Linked DNA regions of Homo sapiens: region 1 is linked to region 2. Evidence: read pairs that join two places in POLR2A ChIA-PET (ENCODE). Cell type or tissue: MCF 10A. All regions are shown on one strand. Links, peaks and the distances in the headings refer to the core of each region. The heading gives the core; the rest is flanking DNA.

The links. ChIA-PET counts read pairs that join two places held together with the same protein. Peaks named below come from ENCODE experiments on the same cell type or tissue, not always from the same donor. Only the 100,000 strongest peaks of a DNase experiment are listed, where the experiment ranks them.
Region 1: POLR2A ChIA-PET joins it to region 2 with 5 read pairs; 3 of 35 experiments call an interaction of 5 or more read pairs at or near these places.

What each region holds. Positions count from the first base shown.
Region 1 is chr3:66,698,269-66,709,309 of GRCh38, reverse strand. LOC105377142 (a long non-coding RNA gene) reads left to right here. Exons shown (of 3, transcript XR_940935.3): 3 at 8,125-8,341. Among named protein-coding and RNA genes, the nearest start is that of LRIG1, 200 kb to the right of the region's middle. In MCF 10A, for the core only: no CTCF peak of the experiment used is centred there; a DNase peak (open chromatin) is centred at 5,589.
Region 2 is chr3:66,631,779-66,642,819 of GRCh38, reverse strand. It overlaps the pseudogene RPL21P41. Among named protein-coding and RNA genes, the nearest start is that of LRIG1, 140 kb to the right of the region's middle. In MCF 10A, for the core only: no CTCF peak of the experiment used is centred there; no DNase peak of the experiment used is centred there.

The DNA.
Region 1 (11,041 bases), core at 3,546-8,545, 67 kb before region 2:
TTAAAAATAGTTTGTTGAGCACTTTCTGTCTGTCAAGTGATGTGCTAGGCTTTTCATACCTATTATTTAATCCACTTAACTACCCTGTAAAAGGTAGTTATCATTAAATCCATTTTTCACATAAGAAAACTGAGGCTCAGGGAAGTTAAATAAAGTTGTCAAGGGTCACAGAGATAGAAGGTAATGGAACTGGGATTTAAACCAAACCATCTGATTTCCTCATATGATACTATCTTTAATTTATTCATTATTTCATGTATTCCTCACCACAAGCTGTAAGATAAACAGATGGGGAATTATTTTCCTGATTTTATAGCCTAGGACTGGGCTGTCCAGTACAGTAGCCACTAGTCACATGGGTCTATTCAAATTTAAAAATTGATTAAATTAAAATAAAAATTTAAAATAAGTTCCTTAGCAGCCATTAATTCAAGCACTTAGTAGTCACCTGCGACTAGAGGTTACCATATTGGACAATGCAAATAATAAATGTTTCCATCACTGCAGAAGTTCTAGTGATCCACACTGGCCCAAGTTTCCATCCAATCGTTTTTGAGGATTCTCTACTAGGCACTGTGCTAGAAGGTACAATGATGAGAAGGGCATCATCATTTCCTTAAGAAGGTCACAAATCTTGGGGGTCATGATTGATTACATAACTTGCTGGAGGTATAGACAGGGACCACACCCCTATTCACCTCCATCTCCACCATGACATTGACATTCTGGTCTCTTACGTGGAGATGGGAAAATAGAATGAAGTCTCTCAAATATTGGGTCTTTCTAGATACGCTCTTGCACCAACATTCAGGCTTGTGGTAAACTGGGTTGTTCTCTGAGAAAATGTGTATGGGAGACAGAAATAAAAATAAAGAGGAAAGAGTTTGTCTAGGGAGAATCACATTAAGGTGGTCAAATAGAGATCGCATGTGCCTGCTGTTGAAAAAGAGCATTCTTATGTATCCATTGAGCTCACGAAGACATAATCCCAGCTCTTTTTTTGGGTCCAGTCACTGATTTGGGCAAATATTCTTGAAAGATAAATCAGAAACATGCAACCTTCCCCCAAAACAAACACTTATGAAGCTAAATACAGCTCTATGGTAAGAATAGTAGAGAAAGTAGATTTAACAACATAAATCCTTAGTTCAAATTCCAGCTACATCTTTTCCTAGCTGTGCAACTTTAGGCAAGTTACTACACGTCTCTACGTTTCAATGTCACCATCCATAAAGTGGAAGTGATAATAGTCCTTGTGTCTTACGTTTCTTGTGAGAATCAAATATGGGATTTATGTGAATTGTACAGCACTCACACATGCCACGAATAAAAATTGTAGTTTTGGATAGCTAAAAACCATTTTACCCATGTATATGAACAGATCTGATTTTTCTAGACCAGTAAGTGTTAAATTGGTTTTATGGTGGTTTTTTTTTTTTCGTTTGTTTTTTGAGACGGAGTCTTGTTCTGTCACCCAGGCTGGAGTGCAGTGACGTGATCTCGGCTCACTGCAAGCTCCGCCTCCCAGGTTCAAGCGATTCTCCTGCCTCAGCCTCGAGAGTAGCTGGGATTACAGGCGCATGCCACCACGCCCAGCTAATTTTGTATTTTTAGTAGAGACAGGGTTTCACCATGTTGGCCAGGCTGGTCTCGAACTCCTGACCTCATGATCCACCCATCTCGGCCTCCCAAAGTGCTGGTATTATAGGCGTGAGCCACTGCTCCTGGTCTTCTTTTGATTTTTTTTTTTTTTTTTTTTGCAGAGATGTCTTTATGAGAAAAATATCAAAATAGCCTTTTGAATATTGTGAGCCTTACAAAAATGTCTATGAGTTCTTCACAAATGGTGGCTTGTGACCCAAAAGGTCTATTCAAGCTATTCTCAGAAATAATATGGAAATTAAGGTAATTTAGCTTTGATGATCTAATCTCTTACCAGGTTTGCATCTCAGACACACCTTGTATTTTGTTATATGTTAAGCCTGTGTTAAAGAAAAAAAATTCAATCCCCCAAATTAGTTCTTCCAGGTGTTTCTAAAAAATAGTTTCCATATGACAGCAGCTCTTGTCAATATCCTGCTGAAAAATGAAACATTAAAAAAAGAAACTTAATACAGCTCTGACTTTGTCTAGGGACTCCTTCAGTTTCCTGTCTCCAGTGATATCATTTTAAACATTTGCTTTCTTCAAATGGCTTATGTGTGCTCTATAACTCTATTTGTGATGTGTCTTGGCGTGTTGCTGTGGAAATACTAAATAATTCCACATGCGTATGTGTTTGCCTCTCCACGTATATTCTGGGATTTACTTGAGACCTGTGATTGTGTCTCCTTCTCCTCTTCTTAATTCTCTCTTCCTTACTCTTTCTTCCCTAGGACTGCCTCAAGACAGTGTCCAACAAACAAGTACTCAATCACTCTTGACTGATTGATTGGTTTTCTAATTTTTTTAAAAAAATTACTTGGATGTATTGACTAGTATGCACCATGCATAGAATGAAGTGCTTTATATGTGTTCCTTCTGGGGTCTTCACAACAGCCCTACGAGTATTATCTCTGCTTTCCAGTTATGTGAACTGAGGCTTAGGGAGAAAAGTCGCCTTTCCGAAGATCACAGCCGATGACTGTGTGGCAGGTCTGGGAGTCAGAGCTAGGCTGTCTGACTCCAGGCTCATGTGCACTGCCTGTAGTAGCACTCTTTTGCCATCCTTTTAACTAGCTACTTCTCTAAAGTCACTACTTTGAAGATTTAGAAAGGAAAGAGTGTCCTTTGGGCTAGTGAACCTGATGTCTCTGACAAAGGATGCTAGATATGATGCTCATTGTAAAGTCTACTGAATTCCTCCCTGATCTTCATTTCTAGAAGGTTCATGTTTCCATCCTGATAGGCTTTGATTGTGTCCCCACCTGAATCTCATCTTGAATTGTAGTTCCCATTTTCCCCTTGTGTCATGGGGGGGACCCAGCTGGAGGTAATTGAATCATGGGGGCAGTTACCCCCATGCTGCTGTTCTCCTGATAGTAAGTTCTCATGAGATTGAAGGTTTTATAAGGGGCTTTTCCCACTTTGGCTTGGCACGTCTCTTGCCCGCCGCCATGTAAGATATGCCTTTGCTCCTCCTTCGCCTTCTGCCATGATTTGTGTGGCCTCCCCATCCACGTGGAACTGTGAGTCCATTAAACCTTTTTTTTTGTTTATAAATTACCCAGTCTCCACTATTTCTTCACAGCAGTATGAAAACAGACTAATACACATCCCCCTTAAAACAGCGCAGATGCCTCCTCATTGCATCGAGGCTGGTTGGTGTATGCAGCAATGTATTAACTATTCCCGCATCCTCTACCTACTTGCTGCTCAAAGCGCAGTCCTTGGACTAGGAATGTTAATATCACCTGAGATATTAGAAATGTAGACTCCGAGGTCCTGCCTCAGACTTAATGAATCATAATCTACATTTTAACAATATCCCTAGGTGGTTTGCGTGCATGTTAAAGTTTGAGAAGCACCTCCCTACTTGTCAGTTGTCACATACAGTGAAACTTCTCTCTTCCACCACTACGGGCAAAAAAGTAAGATGGGTCAGCAGATCCTGATTCAAGTGACTCTAAGCAACGTGATTACATCAGTCCAGGGGGTAGTGTTGATTTTTCCGTGAACACATAACCACTGCCATCAGATGTTCCAGGCTCCTGTCTCAACAGCAATTTTTCAAGTTAGTTGAAAATTCTCTACATAAGGAGCCAAGTGTTCGAATTAAAATACAAAACCTTGTCTACCAGTAGGTTTTTAGTTCATTGTGCTTCCCAGAGCATCACCCTAATGTCCCCCTTTACCAGATCCAAGCTTCAGCTGCTCAATTCATATGATATTTTAATCTAGCCTAATGCCAAAACATAATAACTTTGTTAAAGGAGAGGTGAGTTTAGGATTACAGTCCCTTTTAAGATCTGGACTAAGAAATGTTTATACCACCAGTCTCCAGTGTATGCCAAATCGTGTTGTTGCTGTGGGCAGTACAGTAGAATGGCCTCATTATTTCTCTGTCTAGCCTCTTTAGAGCTATAAAGCCCAACCATGCTTTGTACTTGTAGTGGTTTGAATGCAATGTTATTTTGCAAAATAGAACTAATGATTATTCTGCAAGGGCTTAACATGTTTGCATCACAATTTAGACCCTGCTTCTTTTCAATAAATATATTTAAATTTATTGTTTTTTCCCGTGCTTGTATTCAAGTACTTACCGAGTAGTCTGGCAGGTACAAAACAAGTCAGACATGAATAACTGCTCTCAAGGAGAATATATTCTGGCTGGGAGAACAAGGCTGTACACAGGAAAAAATTGAAGGGAGTATAAATTCATCTGTGGAATTGACCAAATGGTGTTGTGTTCATGGACATGAGAGAGTATGAGCTTCATCTGTGAAGGCCTCATAGCAGAGGAAAGACTTGAAGAATGGATAGGCAAAAAGTGAAGAAGAGGTTATTCCAGAAGGAAAATAATCTTAGCAAAGGGATATGTGCCAGTAAGCCTGGAACCTTCTTTACTACAGCCTTGTCTGCAGCTAACATTAATTGACTAACATATCCACGGCTGTGTGTTTCTTCAGCTAAAACTGACTAGATTCAAAGATGCATTTAAGCCGGGTGTGGTGGCTCCTGCCTGTAATCCCAGCACTTTGGGAGGCTGAGGTGGGAGGATCACTTGAGGCCAGCAGTTTGAGACCAGCCTGGCTGATATGGTGAAACCCCCTCTCTACTAAAAATACAAAACTTAGCTGGGCGTGGTGGTGTGCACCTGTAATCCCAGCTACTTGGGAGGCTGAGGCAGGAGGATTGCTTAAACCCAGGGGGTAGAAGTTGTAGTGAGCTGAGATGTTGACACCTCACTCCAGCCTGGGCAACAGAGCTAGACTCTGTCTTAAAAAAAAGCAACAAAGAAAGATGCATTTAGTCAACACATTTTTCTAGAGCTTAAACAAAGTTTACAATTATAAAATATTACAATTATAAATAATTATATATAATATACATTATATATCAATATTAATCTACATCAATAATATATTGGTTAATATTAATATAATGATTCTTCTATATAATTAATTTTACATTAATATAGTAGTAAGGTAATTATGTTACTACAGTAACAATATATAATTGTAAGATATAAATATATACTTATATGATCTAATTGTATATATAATAAATTACACAATAATTTGTAATTCACATTTTTAGGCCTCTCCATATGTCATGGCTGAGTGCTTTACATGTGATATAACAACTTTATAGGGGTATTTTGGTCTCCACTTTACTAATAAGAAAACAGACTTAGTTTAGGAACTTAACCACACAGTAAGTGGCATTGCCTGTATGTGAATTCAAAGTTTGAATGCAAAACCCACATTCTTAACATTATGCCATACTGCCAGATATTCTGTATACTATATAGCATTTTGAATATTGTTTACTCAGGCACAATACAGCATTAAGATGTTAAGACAGGGAAAATAACCCCTTGAAGCAATTTCTGATCTTTATGAGAAGAGAAAGCCTGATGTATAGAGCTGAAACTATTGAGCAACATTGTGTGGCAACAATCTCTTTCTCAAGTCCTGAGAGTACATTAAGAAAGCATGGAGGCAAGGTTAGTTTGGGTAAGACTTCTTAGAATTAATAATTTGGAGAAGATTAGCAGATCTACTATTCTAGGCCAGGCCAAAGTTCCAATTTAATTATTTACATGCTTGTGTGGTTATATATTGTTCAAATATGACTTCCCAACATGGCCAAAATTTCGAGACACGAATTGAGAAAGATTTGGGTCATTTTAGAAATAGCAACCACTGAGTTTCTGACCTGATTTCCTGGGTGTGTGTTTAAATGCCTTTCACTCACTTATTTTCGGAGCTCATGGGAGGCAGTTTATGAAAACTGATTAAAAGAATGAAAAGTCACATGCTCAAACCTGGGTTTGAGAGCTTATCCTGCCACAAATGGTCATGAGAGTTAGCTTTTCCCTTAAACTCTAGGCCAGTGCGCTCAGTGCAGCCCTGGCCGGAAGCATGGGCATAGCCTCAGAACCTGTTAGAGATGCAGAATCTCAGGTCCCACCCCAGAGAGGCTGAATCTGAATCCCTGGGGTAGGGCCAGTGATCTGCATTTTCACAAGCTCACCAGACTCAAGGAACTCTGTGCTAGGCCTCACCTTCCTCATCTCTAAAAAGGAGGTCATATAGCATAGTACCTTCTTCACGGGAGCATTGTAAAGATTAAGTAAGATAATGCACATAAAACGCTTAGCGCAGTGTCTAAAACAAGAGTGATTAATATTATCTTCCATGGCTTCTTTTCTTTTTCTTTTTTTCTTTCTTTTTTTTTTTTTTTTTGAGATAAGCACTCTCTTTGTTACCCAGGCTAGAGTACAGGTGGCACAATCTCAGCTCACTGCAGGCTCTACCTCCTGGGCCCAAGTGATCCTCCCACCTTGGCCTCCCCAGTAGCTGGGACTACAGATGTACACCACGATGCCTGGCTCGTTTATGTTTATTTTTTGTAGAGATGGGGTCTCACTATGTTGCCCAGGCTGGTCTCAAACTCCTGGGCTCAAACGATCCACCTGCCTCAGCCTCCCAAAGTGCTAGGATTACAGGCATGAGATACCACATCCAGCCATCTTCCATGGCTTTATTTTATTTATTTATTTTTTTATTAAGAAGGGATAAGAAACCACAACCCTAAGCAGATAAGTCTGTCTGCCTTAGGTTCCAGCAGAAATCAATTCTTACAGCAAGTGATTAAGACTTGTCTGACCTCTGCCTTGTGTTACTAAGAAAACCTGAACTGTATAAACAGGTTTCTGTTGTGGTCTTTCTTGGGCTCCTGTTTGAAAACCAAGGAGGTCTGTGGCTGAGTTTTTACGGTCAGTCCAGAGGCTCCATGGAGCAGCTCTAATGGATGTGTGTGTCAGATTGCAAAAACACCCAGACTGGAGCATTTAAAGTCCTATTTAGAAAACCGTCTCCAGGTTTCACATTTGAGAACATAAACACTTGTGAAGTGCAATGCTTCTTCCAGGGAGACATGGAACTGGCTCAGCTCCCTGTGAGGTGCCCATTATATATCACTGGCTGAGCAGAGTCCTCGTAAGACCCAGCTTGACCCAGTGTGCTGACTTTCAAACCATCTGAACCCATTCTAGCATCTCTGTAGCTTTTGCTTAGTGTTTACGTATGAATTTGGAGCATCTATCCCGCTTAGAACCTTCATGCTTTTCACTTGCTCTTTCCCCCTTGGACAGAAGTCAGCAAACTTTTCTGCAAAGACCCAGACAGTACGCTCTGGAGGCCATAGGATCTCTGCCAAAACTATTCAACTCTGCAGTTGTAGATCAAAAGCAGCCATAGATGATATGTAAATGAATGGGTGCAGCCGTGTCCCAATAAAACTTTACTTACAAAAAACAGGTGGCAGGCCAGATTTGGTCCACTGAGCCCGGACTTAGAATCTCAAAACATCTAATAAAAGGGACCCAGATGACTAGGCAGCAGAATAATTTGGTGTCCATGGGTAAAGTTCCAGCTTAGAAGTAGTTACTGGCCTGAACTTAGACATGCCTTGGGTCATGGAAAGTAAACAACGCTAATTGTCCCTTAAGACCAGCTGGACCAAGATCTATTCTGAAGCTGTTTTGCTTCCACCTGGTGGGAAACATCTTCTCTTGGCTTAAAACTTTTAATGAAGATATTGCCTCAGAGTTTGAGAACAACCAAAGTGAGTTCCATATCTGGAATAAGGAAGTTTTCCTCTAAATGATAAGGTAGAAAGGGAGATGCTGCTTAGATATCAATGAGTAGGATGCAGGCTCAGACCTAAAGCACAGGCGTAGAGACGGGGGCCTGTGTCTTCCTTTCCTGAAACAGCTCAGGATACATGAATCCTGGTGCTTAGAAATGACAAAACTGGCCCATCTGCAAAGAGGTAACCCAGAGGTTGTGAATGTCGTAGATTATTCTGTATCCATGTCCTAGGAATTCTGAAGAATGATAAGCATCTCTATATAAGACAGAAGCAGAAGAAACCAGTTGACAAACGTTCTAACCTGGGTTATTCTTTCCTTTGCAGGGTTTTTGCAGTGCCAGGTGTGGATTGAGATTCAGCCTTGTAAGACTTACTCACTGAAAACTGGAATTTGCTTAGTTCCAAGGTAACCTTTTGTAACAGATGTCATTGGCTACCTATCCAATAGTCATTCCACTTCCCTTTGTTTTTCCTTGGAGGAGAACAAGATTTTCTTCATTATACACAATAAAATTGGGATGTCCGTGTGTAATTAAGAAAACATTGCTTGGTTTAATTCAATTATGATTATCTCATTATACATACCAGTGATTGTTTTATAGATAAATATGTAACCCAGAGCTGCCCAAAGAGAAATAAATTCTTCTGGAGATTTCTGGAAAAGGTAAACGTTCCCTTAAAAAGAGGCATTGGGGAAATGTGTCATCTTGCGAACATTGTTGATGTAGAGGTTGCAACTATGGTGGCCACCTTGCAACCCTGGGAAAGCCAAGCTATAGATGACGAGACAGAATTAACCCTCAGCTGCCTTACCTTGAGGCTTCTTGTTATGGACAGAGTAAAAATGTTCCTTATTGTCTCAACTAACTGGTTAGTTAGTTTCTGTTTCTTGCAACCAAAATAAATCCGCAGTCTTACACATTCCTGTTTGGTCTCTACCGGACCAGTTCAGCTGTGAAGTTCTGCTTCTACCAGTTCTCAAATTTTCTGCTTTCACTATTCCCACCTTGTTTAACCACCTGGTAGAGGCCTGGGAATTGTACTTTGTTATGTTTTGTCCATCAATAGTAGCCCCTGAGGTTGAGGTCTTACCGGATAGGATCTCACCAGGAAGCCTCTGCACGGTGAAGACTTACTACTCACAGACTGAAGTGATTTCAGTTTGTTACTTTTGTTATTAGAAGGGTTGGTGATAATAACGCTGTTTCTTTTTCATTCATCCAGTACAATTGTCCTTCTCTAACAAAGCTTGTAGGCTAGTGGATATAGTCAAGTAAACTACTACATACAACATAATGATGAGCCATAGTGGGAACGGGGGCTGTGGCAGTTCAGAGGGAGGCCCTGTTTTTGACCTCCACAACAGTCTCGCATATCCTATTTCTTCCAAACTTGCAATACCTCCTTCTCTGGAAATCCCAGACTCTCACTTTCTGGCCTCCATTGCAGCTAGGACATGAACATATAAGCCCCTTCTGGCCAGAGAGATGTATGAGAAAATCTTTGAAACACTTCTGGGAAGGATTTTTCTTGAGGAGTAATATCAACACAAGTTATTTTACTTTTTTCCTAATCTTGGTTGTTTTGTCAGAGGCCATAATTTGGAACTACAGCAGCCATTTTGTGACCATGAGGCAAAAGTCAAGAGAACTGCAGAAAAGTTGAATCCAAGTCTTGATATTGTTATATCACAGAATTAATCCTAGCTCTGTGTCTCTCCATATTTCTTGTCATGTTTTAATACCATTTTAATCAGTATCTGTTACTTACAACTAATAGAATGCTAAGTGGTACAAAGGATTCTAACCTGAACTGAGAGAGTCAAAGAATGCTTCCCGGAGGAGGTGACTCATGAACTAAAGCATAAAAGATAGTACACATTATGCAATGGAAGCAGAAGTGATAAAGGAGGGTGCAAAGACTTGGAGGAGAGAATGTGGCAAATTTAAGAACTCAAAATAGGTAACTATCACTGGAGCACAGAAAATTGCATATGTACCAGCAAGAGAGAAGGCCAAAGAAGCCCATGGGAGGAATGGGGTGGTGGGGGCAAATCATACATGTCTTTGTAAGTCCTGTTTAGAAAATTTACCCATTTTCTTAAGAACATTAGGAATATTGTTAAAGCCTTTTTCATTCTCCAGGTCAAAAGTAATCACTGCTTTTACACACCCAGATTGCATTGCTGATAGTTTGCTGTTATTTCAGCTTATTAGGGATTACAGTTTGTCATTCAACTATCTGTTTCCTCCAGTAGACTGGAAGATCTTGGGGGTCAGACTATGTCTGATCTTATTTATTTTATTTTATTTTATTTTTATTTTATTTTGTTTTGAGATGAGGTCTCACTCTGTGACTCAGGCTTAAGTGCAATGGCATGATCTTGGCTCACTGCAATCTCCGCCTCCCAGGTTCAAGCGATTCTCCTGCCTCAGTCTCCTGAGTAGCTGGGATTACAGGCATGCGCCACCATGCCCAGCTAATCCTGGCCTTAGGTGATCCACCCACTTCTGCATCCCAAAGTGCTTGGATTACAGGCATAAGCCACTGCTCCCAGACATCTTATCTCATTTAGATCAACCATCTCCAACATATCTTAATCAAGGTTTGTTGAATTGAATTACCCATCCCATTACAGTATACAAAACCTGAACCATTTAATGTGTTTTACCTTCATGGATCATTTTTAATACCACATGAAGCCTGGAGAGGTAAAGAGAGGGGTCCAAGCTTCATGCAGCTTGTTAAGACAGAACCATAAGGATTAAAAATAGGTTTTAAGTCTCTTGGTCCGAAAATGCTTTCTGCTACATCATACAGTTTCATCCCACAGCAGGTATTTCCATCACTAAAATGTGTGTACTTTTGTTCATTAGCAGTGAGGTGCCAATGAGATTTAAAAAAATTTTTTTCATGTAGACATTTCCAGAAGCTTCTGTTTGTAGTGGTGGAAACATCCACTCACATTTTCTTTTCTTGGGGAGAATCTGATTGGCCCTTTGGAGTTAGCAGATGTAAGGCAAGTAAAGCCTCTTTGTAATGGCTTAAGACTAGCATTCCCCCATGTCTCCTGTTCTGTAAAGCTCCTAGAATACTAATGGAGTAGGGGATAAATTTCTGTAGGAACTGTATTAGGGCAACTACCTACCTGCCATAGCAGATAAATCTGAACATCTCAGTGGCTCAAGTCAATTGTTCTATTTCTCACTCACATAAAAATTAATGTTCAGGAGGACAGCAT
Region 2 (11,041 bases), core at 3,670-8,669:
GGACTTGGTACATAGTGATAAAGAGAAGGCAGGTCCTTGGAGAAGGTATTTATTACACATCTTACATTCGAAAGGAAGGAGCAGGGGCTCTGCCCAGTCAGTGTAATTAGTGTGAACTGTGGAGGAAACTGAAGTCCAAGCCATCCGTGGAGTTGCCAAATGGAAGGAACCTATGGTCCGCACTCTCAGGGTGTCAGGCCAGCTCAAGTTTCACAAAGGAGTGAGGAAAATGGATTGAAAAAGCCTGAAAAGGCTGAGGATATCTAAAAATACTCACCATCTCTATGCAATGTCATCTGCATGTTACAAGTTTAATATTCATTTTGTAAAGTGTTTCCAGATCAGTTGTGTCTCTTAATATACATTTTTATTTTTTAAAAGGCTTAGTGCACTAGTTTAGGTTAGTGAATGGCTAAACGCCCCAAGAAATCATGAGCAATGTCAGAACAAAGTACTAGCGATACCGTTTACCCTTTGACCACCCTATTCTCAGTTTCCGCTCCAACAGGTTTTATTTATCTTAAGATTAAAGCAAATCACCAGTGGACATATAGTTATTGCTTTATGGTGAAATGCAAACACATAAGCCAGAGGCATCAGTGGTTTCTGTCACCTTTGAAAAATGATTCATTTTTATGAGCTTTGTTTTTCACTATTGGGAAACTTGATAACATTTCAGAGCCTGAAATCCTTCCCTAAGCTGAAATAACCTGTTGAAAGTAAATATAAGCCAAGCCTAGGCTAGAAGTGCAGAGGTTTAAAAAAATAAAATCCTTGAATCTAGAAACAGGTCTGTTCATATTATTGCAATAAGGAAAATAAATCGTAATTGGATTTCACTGAGTCGCAATTTACCCTGAAACTAATTGTATTATATCAGAGAAATCTAAGACTCACAAATGCACTGATTAGTACATCTGCTCCATTACTCGGTGCCATCTTTAATCAATCATAATGATCCTCCACTGGGCCTCAGAATCCTTCTCGACACAGAGCAACAAGAGAAACCTAAATACCGTTTCTCATTCTCACTGAATAAAGACGTCACCACCATTTCCCATTTTGCCATCAAACAAATGCTAAACTCATCCCCTTGATGTAGGTTCTGGGTTTTATGTTGGTTAGCTTACTCTAGGCAGTTCAGGGGTAGACCTCTAAAATTTGGTGACACCGGCGTTCTATTTCTCTTTCACAAATAATCTGTTTTTCATTTATTCTGCTTCTGTCTTACCATAACTTATTTCCTTCTCTCTGTTTATAATAGTTCATATGTATATAAGTCCTTAATCTTATAAACTTCCTTAATCTTATAAATTATATATATAAAGGAAATTTATTAAATTTCTTTAATCCTAACATATATATAATATGTAAATTATATATTAGATTTCCTTACTCATAAAATTTCCTTAATCTTGTAAAAAATATATGTAATATATAACATAAAGATTAAATTTCTGTAATCTTATAAAGCATATATATTATGTATATAATTTACAAGATTAAAGAAATTCCTAGCAGCAGAGAAATGTGCAATCAGATAAAATAAAATTGCCTTACTTTCCTTGAGATGAACTTAGTGGCTATGGTCCCCATAGAACACACTGGAAGGAGATAAGCTCTATTCTGCAGCAGTAAAAGTTGTGATAATAATCAGCAAGTGATTTTTCCACAATGGTGAGATTTTCCATCAGATTTCATTTGACCTTGCACACTGTGTTTGCAATGAATAATTAATGGTACCTATTACAGTAATGTTCCATTTAACTGGCATTGTCAGGGAATTAGATGCCCTAAATGAGTGAACTGGCCAGATACTAAGACTTACTTCCTGTAAGCGCTAAGAAAATATTTATTATAACTATTTCTTGTGCTTATTTTTCTAAAATGTATAGCAATATTTTGTGACTTATTGACATTCACTGAAACACTAACGTCTATTCATTCAACAAATGCTTAGTGGAAGGCTAATATGTGCCAAGAACTATGCCAGGTATGAGCACTATAATGGTGATTGAAAGAGACAGAGACCCTGTCCTTATTAAACCTGTGTTCTGGTGAAGAAGAGAGATAATTAAACAAGGAATCCCACTGAACTAAGTGCTAGGATAAGAGAAGTAGAGACTATTATGAGCTACATTGAACTGAATGGCAAAACAGTTGAATTCAAAGTTGTTTGAGTTCTCCAAAACGGTTTGCCTCTCCACTAAATAACCTCTGATTGCCGTGTCTTGCATCCTTGTGATTGATCTTGGTAATTTGTGGATTATTTCTTTTAAATTCAGCTATATTCTTGCTGCTTGCTATGTGTATGATGCTGCTCCTACTATTTTTCGGCTACACAATAAAGTACATAAAGTGATTAAACTAAAATTGGTAAATACATGACGTATTAGTTACCCACTGCTGCATTAACAAATTACCTCCAAAACTTATCAGCTTAAAACAATGCATAATTATTTTTGCACAGTTTCTGTGCATCAGGAATCCACAGAAATCCAGCGCACTTTGTTGGAAGCTCTACCTTAGGGTCTTTGGTCTCTGACATGGCTGTGTGCAATGAAGTGCTAGAGTCTCGCCTGAAGGCAGGATACCATTCCTCAAGGGCTGTTGGGTGGAGAGCTTCAGTTCTTTGCTGGCTGTTGCCTGGAGGCCACTCTCAGTTCCTTGTTACATGAGCCTCTTCAGCATGGCAGCTTTCTTCATCAAAGCCAGCAGAAAGAACATCTGCAGCAAGATGGAAGTCACAATCTTTTGTAACCTAACCACAGAAGTGACATTCCATCACCTTTGCCACATTTTTTTATTCCAAGCAAGTCATTATGGCCCGCCCCCATGGAGATGAATACTAGGAAGGAGATCACTGTGAACCATTGCAGAGGCTGCTTACTCCACACACCAAGCATGTATCATTGTCTTTCTTCTAGAGGCTGTAGCAAACATCACTAAACAATCATGGCACTCTTTCCCATTAAGCCCAGAAAGGGCATCAAAATCTTACCTAGCAGAGGACCCCAAGAGGTCTGTTACTGATCAGTTGGTGATATAAAACCAATTTGCCTTCTTTTATTTAAACAGTAACAATTCCAAATCATTGCCATAGGGAAAACATTTAGGTAAGGAATCTGGACAGAAACAGAGGACTCTAGTTGAAAACAGAACTACAGCATGGTACAACTATATCCATCATTTTCCAAGTCAATGGGAGCAAAGCAAAGTCTGCAGCAGAAATCAATTGATAAAGACAAATATTTTACAGTAAAGGCCATGAATCAGGAAATGCACATCACAGAATACAAGAGAAACCAGATCATATTATGGTTGAAGATATGCAAGAAGAATCCAGTCCTGACCAGGACAGAGATTATTCCCTTGGCTACACTGAACAAGAGTCATCAATGTTTTACTCAATGAAAAATACTGGAGATGGATATCAGACACCATGGACTGTCTTTTTGTTTCTGTTTTATCTCTGTCTCAGATTGGGGGATTTCCTGATATATATATATATATACTTCTTCTATATGTATGTGTGTGTTCTTCAATGTAAAGTTTATTTCTAAGTATTTTTTACTTAGTACTTAATGGGTAATTCACTAATATTTTGTGGGGAGATAATTTGAGGCTCTGTAATTATCTTATTCCTCATTAGAGTTCTAGCCCTTGTTGATGATTCTCACCTGAATCTGTTATTTCTTTGATAGTTGCTGCCAAGATTTTTAAGAGTGACTTTGGCATGAATGGTTTAAAGGAATAATTTCCAGATTATCAGCTCCTCTTTAGGTACTCCTAAAACTGCTATGTCTGAGAGCATGACTGCGACATGCGAGTTCTCCTTCCAAGGCCTCAAGGGGCCTGAGCACCTCCTTCAGGACATGCAGAGACACAACATTAAAGATGATGATCCTTCGGTTGTGTGGTAGGCTTCAGCGGGTCCTCTGCCACTTCCCCTTTCACAACTACCTTTTCCCCTTTTACAAAAGAAACGCCCACCTCTAACTCATCCTGAATCTCGTTGTGGTGTATTGCCCCAGGAAAAAGAAAAAAAAAAAAAAAAACAGGTCTCCCAACAAAGGAGTGATTCAAAATCTAGCTGTTTCAGTGTTGAGAAAGTGAAACATTCTAATGATTGGGTTACAAATCCTTTTGTAAGTCAACCGGTTTTCAATTCTTTGCTTTCAACAAAATTGAATGAGGATCTGATGGAGTTGTCAGCTGGTAGAGCATTAAAAATATTTTTGATGATAGATCACCACATAATTTTTGGCAAATAATTTGAAAGAATTGAGTGATGTTGCTATAATAAATCTCTTTCCATTCCCATCTACTAATGTGGACAAAATTTTTCAGTCCTTACAGCTATGATTAAAAGCAAAGAAAAGAAATAAAATTGATGCTGAACCCTGTCTCTTTTGGAAAGTAAAACATATTTAGAAGTTAATGGGAAGGGAGGGAAAAGCCCCATCCATCTCATTTAAGATATGCAATTACAGCCTGGCGTTGGTGGCTCACACCTATAATCCCAGCACTGTAGGAGGCCAAGGGGGGGAGGATCACTTGAACCCAGGTGTTCAAGACCAGCCTGGGCAACATAGTGAGACCCCATGCCTATTAAAAAAAAAAAAAAAAGATATGCACTTCCAATAAAGTTTTATTATAGTCTAGTTTCACAATTATCTACAAATAATACATTTGTTGTTTTCAGCAAATTAGTACAAATAATAGTTGTAATGGTAACAGAGAAGAAATTTTTAACATCTAGAATAGCAAACTCACAGAAAATATTAAAAATTTAAATATTAACTTTATAATATCTTGATTCAGGCAAGTGTGACAGTGACCAATAAGAAACCTTTCAAGCATTAAAATATACTATAGTAAAGTCTGTGCAGGAAGTAGAATGGAAACAGGAAAAGGACTGACATATCAAATCCCTAGGATATTTAATTTCCACTAGTTGAAGCTAAAAGAGTTAATCAAACCATTTTCATTTTACAGCATCAAAGTTTGCTAGAAATTATCCAGCTTTTATACAACTTGTTAACCTTATGATGAAATATTTTAGTTCTCAACTTTAAAATATGTAAGGAGTAAATAATTTTTCAAAAACATTTTAAGGGCAATGAACAACATTTGAAGAACATTGCTTTAAAAAGATACCTTTTTTTTTTTTTTTTTTGCTTTAAAAATTTCTTTGGGGGACGGGACACCACACTCTACTGAAAAAAAGAGACACATTTTTTACAGTCCAGAGGTCTTTTATTTTAACACCTATCGTGCCATCAATTCATAGGGACTAGGTGCCAGCAGCTCAGGCTCCTTCCCAATGGTTTTTACAAAGCATGCTTCTCTAGGTGGAGCAGGCAGGCACAGTTGAACCCAGGTACTTTCTCTTTGGCTTCTCTCTTTTTCTTGGCAAGAATCTTCCCCTTAACTTGTTTATTTACAACAATGCCAACAGCATTCTGGGTAACATTGTAGACTCTTCCGGTTTTGCCATGGTAACACTTATGGGGCATTCCTTTTTGAACAGTACCCATTCCTTTGGTGTCTACAATATCATCTTTCTTATAGATTCACATCTATGTGGCCAAAGGAACAATTCCATGTTCTCTAAAAGGCCTGGAGAACATATATCAGTGCCTCTTCTCTTTCTCTTTGTGTTCATCATTTTGGCGAATTACTGGAAGATGGTGGTTCCAGCCAAAAGGAAGGCTTTTTTTTTGAGACACAGTCTCACTCTGTCACCCAGGCTGGAGTGCAGTGGCATGATCTTGGCCTACTGCAACCTCCACCTCTCGGGTTCAAGCGATTCTTGTGCCTCCGCCTCCCGAGCAGCTGTGATTACAGGCACTTGCCACCATGCCCAGCTAATTTTTGTATTTTTAGTAGAAACGGGGTTTCTCCATGTTGGCCAGGCTGGTCTCCAACTCCTGACCTCAAGTGATCTGCCTGCCTTGGCCTCCCAAAGTGCTGTGATTACAGGCGTGAGCCACTGTGCCTGGCAGATACTTTTCTTTTGTATGCATTACTTCACAGAATTTCTGTGGGTACCTTCTGTTTTCTACAGCAGACCTTTGCTTGCCATCCAGGGTCTCCTCTGCCCTATCCTCAGTGTCACTTCATCCCCCAAGGCGAAGACCAGCCTTGCCCACTGGCAGTAAAGGAATCAGGATCATCTTCATAAATTATCAAGGTAAAGATCGTCCTTTGGGTATCATATTTATTACACTTAGATTCCTAGAACACATGGCCCCTCTCTGATGATAGTCAAGATCTCACGTCCAAAGAGGGAAAATATGCCCTAGTGGCAAGTCCCCTTCACCATAATTCTGTTTGAATGAGGGCCATCTGGTTAGGGATATGCACACCTTATCGAGGCCCAGTAGATTCTGGGTAAAGCAAGAATAAATAGACTCAGCATGAAGAGGAAAGTCAGCAGTGATTTCTGAATTCCACAAGCCTTAGTAAAATGCAGATTCCTTACTACTCAGCCTTAAAAAGGAACAAAATAATGGCATTCACAGCAACCTGGATGGAATTGGAGACCATTATTCTAACTGAAGTAACTCAGGAATGAAAAACCAAACATCATGTGTTCTCACTCATAAGTGGGAGCTAAGATATGAGGATGCAAAGGCATAAGAATGATACAATGGACTTTGGGGACTCAGGGGAAAGGGTAGGATGGGGTGAGGGATGAAAGACTACATGTTGGGTACAGTGTACACGGCCTGGGTTGTGAGTGCAACAAAATCTCACAAATCACCACTAAAGAACTTATCCATGTAACCAAACACCACCTGTTCCACAAAAACCAATTGAAATAAAAAAATTTTTTAAATGCAGATTCCTATACCTTGACAACAAGGTATTCTGACTTGGTGGGTGTTGGGTAAGGCCCAGGAAGAGGTGCTTTTAATGAACACCCAAAGCACAACCCCTGCCAGATGATTTTGTTGGGATTTGTCCATGTACCATACATTTAGCTGATCTTTGACCATGATTTAGCCTTTAAAAATGCATTTCTTTCTATTTCTCTCTGGTATTTAGTATTCTGAAAAGTTAAAAAAGAGTCAGTAAATTGGCTCATGGTTAAGCGAGCTGTTATTATATCAAATGACTCTAAATACTATACTTAAATATTACTTTTAGTTGGAAGCATAATCAACCACCTAGAAGATATCAATTATTATTTAAGTTTGATTGAATTTTAAAGTACTTAAGCTCCAAAGAAGAATGTGGATAGGGAAAATAGGTTTATAGGAAAAGAGATTTAATAATAAACATTTTAACTGATGCTTTCTCATTAAAAATAAGTATTATGTGATAGTGAAACTGGAAAGTTTCCCTTGTCCCCCTCACACGGCATGTGATGGGGGTGTGGCTTGCTTCTTCAATGCCCCTCCTGCTCAAACCTCTAGGGGAGCATACAGATGGGCAGGCTGTGGGTCTCCGACCCCTCGGCAGTGTCTAGGGGTGAATGTTTATAGCTGAAGCCCCAGGGCGTGTGTTACAGGGAGCTCTTGTAGTTTAGCTGTCCATAGGCAGTTTGTGTTAGTTAGCTCAATTAGACCCCTGCCTTATCACAAGGACAGAGGGCTTTCTGTATCCCAGGGTTCTTGTCTTGGTGTACCAGAAGAATCGGATCACACATGGGCTTGGAGAATGAGTGCAAGGTTTTATTGAGTGGAGGTAGCTCTCACCAGATCGGGGAGCCAGAAGGGAGATGGTTTTCCCCTGGAGTCAGGCCACTCAGCAGTCTGGGCTCTCCTCTAACTGCCCTGGCCAAACTTTGCCTCCTTCCACCCGTTGATGACCTGCTGGCGTGCCCGTGTGCTCCTACGCTGGTGTGTTCCTCTCAACATCCAGCCAACCCCCATCCCTGTTCCTCCACTCTTCTGATCCTCTCAACGTCCAGCCACCTGTGTATCTGCCTGCTAGGGTCTCAGGGTTTCTATAGGCCCAGGATGGGGGCATGGCAGGCCAGGGTGGTCTTGAGAAATGAAACATTTGAGCAGGGAAACAAAAATGCCTGTCTTCACCTAGATCCATGGGCATAGGCTTGCGGGTGTAGCCCTAGCCAGGGACCATGTCCTCCTCTACCCAGCACTTCTCTGTCCCCCTTCTGTATCAATAGCAATGTAATAATATTGAAGAAAGTCTATGGTAAAATAGGCATGAGGCTAGGACTGTGGATCTATATCAGTCCCACAGAATTAATTTGGCCATACCTGTAAACAATAATGTAAAATTTTATATTTTTAGCCAATAATTCTACTTCTATAAATCTAGTTAAAAGAAAGGCAAAACTACCAAATCTGTCCACTGTAGAACTGTGCATTAGTTAATTATAGAGTGATAACACCAAAAAATAGAAAACAACTCATATGGGGGATTGAATAAATTTCCTGGAGTAAATTTCTGGAATATTATATAGTTCTTTAAAATGTTATTGTTGAAAAAAATTAATGTTATGAGATAATGTTCAGGATATAATGCTAAATAGGTCTCAAATGTATCGGAAAAAAAGAAGAAATGAATGAAGGAAGAGAGGGAGGGAGAAAAGGAGGGAGGGGAAGGGAGAGGGAAGGAGAGAGGAAGAAAATCTAAAATACGTATAGGTAAGACAAAATACCCGGTGAAATTAAGGGTAATTTTTATTTTCTTATTTATATTTTCTTTAGTTTTTAAATTCTTTGCAATGCGTTCATCAATTTTATAATCCAAAACAGTATTGCTTTAAAAAACACATTAAGTAGATATTCCAACTTCTGAACTGCTGATTCTAAGGAAAAACAGATTTCACAGTCCACTGGCAGCGTATTTGTGCAAAGCCCCATAGAACTAGTGCATTCCCTTATTCCCCAAGTCCATGGACAGCAGCCCGACCTGCAGGCTAATACATATTTCTCTCTCTCTCTCTCTCTCTCTCTCTGTCTGTCTCTCTCTCTCTCTGGCTCTCTCTCTTTCTGTCTCACACACTCACACACACACATAGACACACACACACAATCAGAGGATATTCTAGCATCTCCCTTGAGAGCCTACTTCCTTTCCTTTGTCCTGAATAATTTAAATGGAGCTGAAGGAGGCTATTCTTTTCCATGAGCTTGATATTAAAGGGTGGAGAGAACTCTGCAATGAGTTACTTTCATTTATCAGTATTGTCATGATTAAGTGTCCCCTCTTACATTATTCATTCATTCAACAAATAGTGTTGAGTGCCTGTTAGACACTCAGCTAGTCACTCTGATGGAGACAAAGATTTAGTCAGTCTGTCATCTGTTTAGTCAGTAAATAGTATTTCCTATAGTATTTACCCTCTTTGTGACAGACACTGTGAGAGACACTGCAAATCAAGAGCTGTGATGGCACCACTGCACTACAGTTTGGGTGACAGAGCAAGACCCTGTCTCAAAAAAAAAAAAAAAAAAAAAAAGACACTGCAAATACAGTAGGAAACTAGATAGATAACGTTCCTGCCTTCAAGGAACTCACGGTCTAGTAAGAGAGAGAGAGCCAAACAGATAAATAAAAATAATTACAGCTTGTAGTATGTGTCATGCAGGGATACACAGGTGTCAGAACAGAAACTAGCACCAGTACCTAAATAGGTAAGGGGGTCAGGGAATGCCTCTCTAGGTTGGGGAGTTGGGGTGTGACTAGGAGGACAAGAAAAAACCATCCTGAGAGAGCTGAGTTCAGGCGGAGACAGACCGCAAGCTCAAAGCTGAAGCAGGAAAGGATGCGAATGGCTCTGGGAATGGGAAGATGCTCTGTGTGGTGGCATTCGGAGGTTCTCAGGAGGGGTGGGCAGCTTCTTTTGCCAGGATAGTGACTTTGACTGGATTCAACACAGAGTTTGAGTCCAAGTTTGTATCTTAATGAGCAGAATAGTAAATAGGTATAATTATGATATAAATCAGGAGAGAGCAAACTTTTTCTGTAACAATCCAGATAAATAATACATTTGGCTTTGCAGGCCTGAGGGTCTCCATTGCAATGCTCAACTCTGCCATTGGAAGGAGAAGGCAGCCATAGATGATGTGTGAAAGAATGGGTGTCGGCTGGGCACAGTGACTCACGCCTGTAATCTTAGCACTTTGGGAGACCGAGGCAGGTATCGCTTGAGTCCAGGAGTTCATGACCAACCTAGGCAACATGGTGAAACCTGCCTCTACTAAAAATACAAAAGATTAGCTGGAAGTGGTGGTGCACATCTGTAGCCCCAGCTACTTGAGCGGCTGATGTGGGAGGATCGCCTGAGCCCAGGAAGTCAAGGCTGCAGTGGACAGAGATTGCACCACTACACTCCAGTCTGGGCATCGGAGTGAGACCCTATCTATCTATAAATAAATGAATAAATAAATAAATAAATAAAAGTTGTCTTCATCTACAGAGACAGGCAATGGATCAGATTTGGCCACGGGCCATAGTTCACCAGCCCCTTATATAAAGGATAAAGAAAAGTCTTCAGGAGTGGCTGGGCGTGGTGGCTTACACCTGTAGTCCCAGCACTTTGGGAGCCCAAGGCAGGCGGATCACCTGAGGCCAGGAGTTCGAGACCAGCCTGGCCAACATGGTGAAACCCCATCTCTACTTAAAAAAAAAAAAAAAAAATTAGCCAGGTGTGGTGGCAGGCGCCTGCAGTCCCAACTACACGGGAGGCTGAGGCAGGAGAATCGCTGGAACCTGGGAAGTGGAGGCTGCAGTGAGTCGAGATTGTGCCATTGCACTCCAGCCTGGGCAACAATACTGAAACTCCGTCTCAAAAAAAAATTCTTCAGGAGTGTATGGGAAAGCAGACAGGGAGAAGATGACTTCCTGGGGTGAAAGCTGAGTTGAGTCTTGAAAAATGAGGAGACTTCAAAAACAAAATAATGGGGGAAAGGGAAATCCAAGGAGAGGGGACAGTAGGAGCTAGCCCCAGAGGCAGAAATGGCCAGTGACCATAGAGGAGTCTGAGAGGTGGTGGGAAATACATTTGCAAGTGTAGTTGTTTTATTCCTCAGCTATTTTGAGGGCTTATGAAGTAGCA